Linked DNA regions of Homo sapiens: region 1 is linked to region 2. The links are chromatin loops, found by intact Hi-C in ENCODE. Cell type or tissue: dorsolateral prefrontal cortex. All regions are shown on one strand. Each heading gives the region's core, and the rest is flanking DNA. Links, peaks and the distances in the headings are about the cores only.

What was found. Hi-C counts contacts between places; a loop is a spot of excess contacts. Peaks named below come from ENCODE experiments on the same cell type or tissue, not always from the same donor. Only the 100,000 strongest peaks of a DNase experiment are listed, where the experiment ranks them.
Region 1: it touches region 2 in a loop (3-fold over the local background); 9 of 110 quality-filtered maps call a loop at or near these places.

What each region holds. Positions count from the first base shown.
Region 1 is chr9:113,653,935-113,656,843 of GRCh38, forward strand. The region is part of intron 2 of LOC105376223 (a long non-coding RNA gene); the gene reads left to right. Among named protein-coding and RNA genes, the nearest start is that of RGS3, 190 kb to the left of the region's middle. In dorsolateral prefrontal cortex, for the core only: CTCF peaks have their summits at 1,655 (motif pointing left) and 1,864; a DNase peak (open chromatin) is centred at 1,627; H3K27ac peaks cover 703 bases.
Region 2 is chr9:113,531,034-113,533,942 of GRCh38, forward strand. The region is part of intron 16 of RGS3 (regulator of G protein signaling 3); the gene reads left to right. Among named protein-coding and RNA genes, the nearest start is that of RGS3, 69 kb to the left of the region's middle. In dorsolateral prefrontal cortex, for the core only: no CTCF peak of the experiment used is centred there; no DNase peak of the experiment used is centred there.

The sequences.
Region 1 (2,909 bases), core at 237-2,736, 120 kb after region 2:
GGGTATCCCAGTCTTTCTCAACACCTGTTTGGCAGCTAGGGGCACAGGTTCACAGGTGGGACGCCTGGTGTGATGTCTCACTCTGGCATTGACATGCTGGGTGGACTCAGCCAGATTATCTAACCTTTCTATGACTCAGTTTTCTCATCTGTAAAATGGGGCAGAACATCAGCATCTACCTAAGAGTGTTGTTGGGAGGATTAAATGTCCTAACACCCCCGGAGCACGGGGCAGAGAGTAATTGCTCATGAATGACACAACTGTCCAAGGTAGGTTGCCCAGCCCAAGGCCTTGTCTTTTTGGGACAACTGGCTAAATGAGATCCAGCTCCCACTGTGGCTTCCCAGGCATCTCTATTCATGCCACGGTGGGGAGATGGACGCCCGTGCTTGCTTTATGTCCCTGGGCCTCTTCCTCCTCCAGCACACGGTATGACAGCACCAAGCCACCACCTTGACCTTGGGCATGGACGCAGCTGGCTGTGGCCACTGGGTGGAAGCATTCAATTGCAGATGCTCCAAGTTTTCCCTTGCTCTCCTCCTGGCCTGGTACCCAGGGGCCACGCCCAGCCAGCATGGAGTTGACTCTGTATGAGAAATATATCTTTATGGTTTGAAGCCTCTTGGATTTAGCAGTTGTTTTGTTTCCAGTATAACCTTATCTATTCCCACTGATAAAACAGGGTTGCCCTGTCCCATGCTAAGGCTCCTTGGAATGCTCATCTAGATGAGGGTCAGTCTTAACTGCAACTTTCCAAGCATCTCTGAGTCCCAGCCAATGCCCTCACTGCGTTAGAAACCTCCATGCTTAGCTCCGCCGGCCTCCGCAGCCCCCTTGCCCTGGCCAAGGGCCACTCTGAAACATGATAACAGAGAGGGCTGCCTCGTTTCCCCAAATATAGGCTCTTATCAGCCTCATTCGCCCTAGGACATTTGGTCATTGTCTTAGTCTAGACATCAAAATTAAAATCTCTTATGAGCTCATATTCTGGGGAAGTTGGGTCAGGCTGTGTCCGGGCCAAAATTCCTCTGCCTCCGGCCCAGCTGCTGCTACAGCAGAGCTGAAGCTTGTTGGAAGGGAAACTAGGGATGCGGGACGGAGCCTGGAGGGAGAGCCAGAAAGCTGGGCTCTGCTTCTCAATGTGTGATCTTGGAGAGTCACTTTTTGTCTCTGGGCCAAAGATGAAATGAACTTGCCTTTTCCTGCCTTGGGGCCTTTGCACAGGCTGTTCCCTCTGTCTGAAGCTCTCACCACCTCCCTTCCTCTTCACCTGGTTAACTCTTGCTCAGCTATCACATCTCAGCCTAAAATACAGGGTCACTGTGCTCAAGGAAACTTGAAGACCTGCTGCCTTCAGCGCAGACAGCTTCCTTTAATTGTGTCGAGAGACTGTCTCCTTGCTAGGCTCAGAGCTCCACAAGAGTGAGAATCTGTCTGTTTACCTCTCTGTGACTCAATTAAGGCTTGCTGAAGGAACGAGTGAGGTGCATCAATCTGCTCCACGAGAGCCTACAGCTCCCTGGCACTTGGCAGGAGCTGCAAGAGGGCCCCCCTCGTCTCTTTTCTGCTCCCTCTTCCTGCTTGCTGGCGGGTTGGAAATCCTTGGCAAGGATTAAGTGTGTCCTGAGTGACTTGGCCCTTTGCTGCCTCCTGGCGTCCACTTCCAAGATAGCCGTCCCCAGATGCTTCTCCCACTCGTGGAGGAAAACTGAGTGTGGCTTCCATGTGCTGTGATCTCGTTCATTTCCAACAGTAGCCTTGTGAGAGAGGAATGATCATCCCCTGTTTGACAAATGAAGAAGGTCCACATTTGTTCATTTGTTTGTGGAATAATGACTGAGCACCTATTATTTGCCAGACACTTTGTTGGGAGCTGGTGCTTCGCTGATGAACGGCAACGCGCTGCCTCATGGAGCTTACGTTCAGGTCTGCAATAGGGAAGGCAGATAGTAAACAAGTGAACAAACGTTTTGTGTGGGCCGGGCGCGGTGGCTCATGCCTGTAATCCCAGCACTTTGGGAGGCTGAGGCGGGCAGATCACTTGAGGTTAGAAGTTCGAGACAAGCCTGGCCAACGTGGTGAAACCCCATCTCTACTAAAAATACAAAAATCAGCCAGGTGTGGTGGCGCACACCTGTAGTCCTAGCTACTCGGGAGGTTGAGGCAGGAGAATTGCTTGAACCTGGGAAGTGGAGGTTGCAGTGAGCCAAGATCGCACCACTGCACTCCAGCCTGGGCGACAGAGCAAGACGCCGTCTCAAACAAAACAAAACAAAATCCATTGTGTGTGTGTGTGCACAAGCACACTCAAGATGCCAGGGGACAGTGGCTGGGCTTTGGTGGTCCAGATGTTAACTGACTTGTACAAGATCACAGAGATGCAGCTAGATTTGAACCTGGTAGTAACAATTGTAGCTAATAACTCTATAAGCCCTTGCTCTGCCATGTGCTGCTGAACTCAGCGCTTTTTACATATATGCTACAACAGCCCTACTATTATCCTTGTTTTGCACATGGGGAAATAAAGCACAGAGAGGCTAGGTAGCTTGCCCAAGGTCACTCAGCTGCTCAGTGGTGGAGCTAGGACTCAATCCAGGCAATGTGGTTCCAGAGCCTGCCCTTTAACACTGTAAGACAAAATTTAGAAGTTTTGACATCCAGGGCCTTGGGGATGGTGGCCACAAACCCAGTGTGCTACTCTCCTCCCAGCCCAGCCAAGTAGACCATCCTGGACAGTCTCCTGCCCTCAGATCTTCCAAGATGACTGTATAGCCTCCTGTCCCATGAGTTGGAAAGGATGGGGAGGAGAGGGTGCTGTGGAGGGCCCCTATCCTCAGGAATCCTGATGGGCTAGCCGTGGGGACAGAACCAACCCACACTGGGCTGTGAGGTGGGAGGCTTCCCCTCCA
Region 2 (2,909 bases), core at 136-2,635:
TTTGGAGAAGTTTTTTGACTCTGTATTGAGAAAGGCCCAATTGCCTGGGTGATGGCAGCTCTGATTGTTCTCTAGCTGCAAGATCCTGGGTGGTGTTATCCGAAAGTAGTCCTGGGCTCTGGGTCTCTATTGCCTGGACAGGTGTGTTTCTCAGTTCCTGCAAATACACTGGACAGATGCAGCCCACAATTGGCTTCAGAACACAGAAGGCTCTGAAGTCAGTTGGGTCCATGGGCACATTGGTCAGGGACTATTCTCTAACCTAGAATCTGATGTTGGCTCCATTAATTTAAGAGTCTTGGAGTTAGGAAAACCTAGATTTGAATCTTGGCTCTGCCATTTTCTGAGTGATCTGGGGCCAGTTACAAACTCATCTCTGAAATGGGGCTGGTTCTACCCTGCAGGGTTGTGGTAATGATTAAATGAGATTCAATAAGACTTGCATCCAAAGCACTTAGCACAGAGCCTGGCACACAGTGAGCGCTCAATAAATGGTAGCTATTGTTATTGTCAGTTTCAAAACAAGGGGAAGGGCTCTTCATATTCATTTACTCTCCATTAGAGAAATCACAAATGATTTATTGGTCTTTTAAGAAGAAAGCTAAGAGGAATAGCTCATATTCTTTGTAATGTGCATATACAGTTATACAAATATGGTAAGATCACAGACTCTGGAGGAGGCAGAAGACAAACAGTGAATCTCTCCTCTCCCGAGACCTCCTGGGGCCAGTGACATAACCTCTCTGAGCCTTAGTTTTCTCATCTGAAAAATGGTAGCAGCTGCTTTCCTTCCTACCTATGTCATAGGGTCATTAGGAGAACTGAATTAAATGACAGAATTTTTATCAAAGCAAATGAACCAACTTAATTTATGGCTGAAGAGGTTTTGTTTTTTACAAAGATACAGTTAATTCAGGAGCAAGGAGGTAAGGCAAGAGCGGGATTTTAAAGAGGCCAAGAGGAGCTGGGTGTCTGGTTGGATTTCAGGATGCCCATGTTTAAATGCACAGGTCTGTGCCCAGTGCTTCTGGGCCAGGGCCAGTGCATCTGAAAGGTCTGTGCTTGGCTGACCACCCCATAGTCAGGAGGCACCGTCTGAGTGAGTTATGTGAGGAAGCCTTCAGGGTGGCTTATGGCCTTGACCACAGAGCCTGCTATTGAGGGCACAGTGGGCATCAGTGTTGGGACTGACGAGTTGGATCACACCCTGGATTAAAAGAGATGGTTTACCTGTGAGGGAAGCCAGGAAGGTAATGAGTGTCCCCAATTTAGACAGATTTAGGCAGATGGGAATTCAGCCTCCCTGGAGGGAGCTGGCTTAGTGCTCTCTCTCTTGGCTTGGCCAAGAGAGAGAGAGACCAAAGCTTAGGTCTCCCGAAAATGTTTGCCCATCTAAGCCAGCCAGCTCTGCCCCCTGCCTTGGAAGCCTTCTGGGTCCTCTAGTATTACAGCTTCAAGCTCTGAGAGCCAGAGACCCAGCCCTACACTCTGCTGTTGAGACAGGCAATACGGTCACCATCTCAGGTGAAGAAATAATGGCTTTCCAAAGGAGATTCCCATGGGGCAGGGCAGCAGAGGGTGGTTCTTGTGGTGTCAGCAAAACAGGCATAATCATGGCTATTACCTTGCAGTGTCGTTGGAAGAAATGTCGAGGTATCACTGGTAAGGGGCTTAGCACTGTGCAGGGCATGGGATTTGAGGGGGCTGCCTCAGTATTGAGGGTAGGTGGCTCTCTCACTGTGAGAGGCCCTCCCAGGATGGGGGGAGCTCTTTCATACTTTTGTAGGGAGGGGGACACCATCCTGGAGCTTAGAGCAGTGGACAGTTATACAAAAAGCTGCCAGCGAACTCTGCAGCTGCTCTGAGACCCAGCTACCTACAGAATTTCTCCTGGAGGCTTTGCATTCTGGTCGCCTCTTGGTCCAGTCTGCAAGAGGGAGCATTCCTGCCAGCCACAGGTGTGGCAGCCTGACCAGGTGATGAGACCTCCCCAGGTGTTGGAGATGAGATCCCAGCATGTGGTTCTCCAAGGCTTTGAGCTGGAGCTCTGCTCCTCATTGGCGATGAGACTCAGGGAGGTCCTTAGCTGCTCTGAACCTTGGCCATTCCCTTCCATAAAATGGGGACAACAATCCATGCCCTTCCTGCCTCTTCACTGCATTGCCAAGATCAGCATGAGATCGTGGGTGGGAAAATTCTGTTTTTTTTTTTTTTTGAGACAGAGTCTCACTCTGTTACGCAGGCTGAAGTGCAATGGTGCGATCTCAGCTCACTGCAACATCCGCCTCCTGGGTTCAAGCGATTCTCCTGCCCCAGCCTCCCAAGTAGCTGGGATTACAGGTGCACACCACCATGCCTGGCTAATTTTTGTGTTTTTAGTAGAGACGGGGTTTCATCGTTTTGGCCAGGATGGTCTCAAACTTCTGACCTCAGGTGATCTGCCTGCCTCAGCCTTTCAGAGTGCTGGGATTGCAGGCATGAGCCACCGTGCCCAGCTGGAAAGTTCTTTTTAAAATTGATAATCAGACAAAAGGAATTATTAGTAAGGCAGAATTCCTGCTTCAGAACAGAAAGAAAAGAGGACATGGAGGCCCAGGGAGATTAAGGAATCTGCTGAAGCCCACCCAACTGGGTAGAAGCAGGGCTGGGAGGCTCGGGCCAGGGCCAGGGCCAGCTTCATGGAGTGATGGCCTTTCCAAGCTGGAAGGGACCACAGTTCCTGCCTCACCCCCCACCTTTACATGGGAACACTGGAGACAGGGAGCAGAGGGCCTTCTGGTCAGCATCTGCCTCACCCGGCTTCTCCCTGGGAAATCTTGGGGTCTTTTGCTGGCCATATCCTTCCCCTGCCATGGGCTAGAGGACTCTGGGCAGCGGAGGGAAGCTGTTGTTAAGTAGAAGCTCCAGGA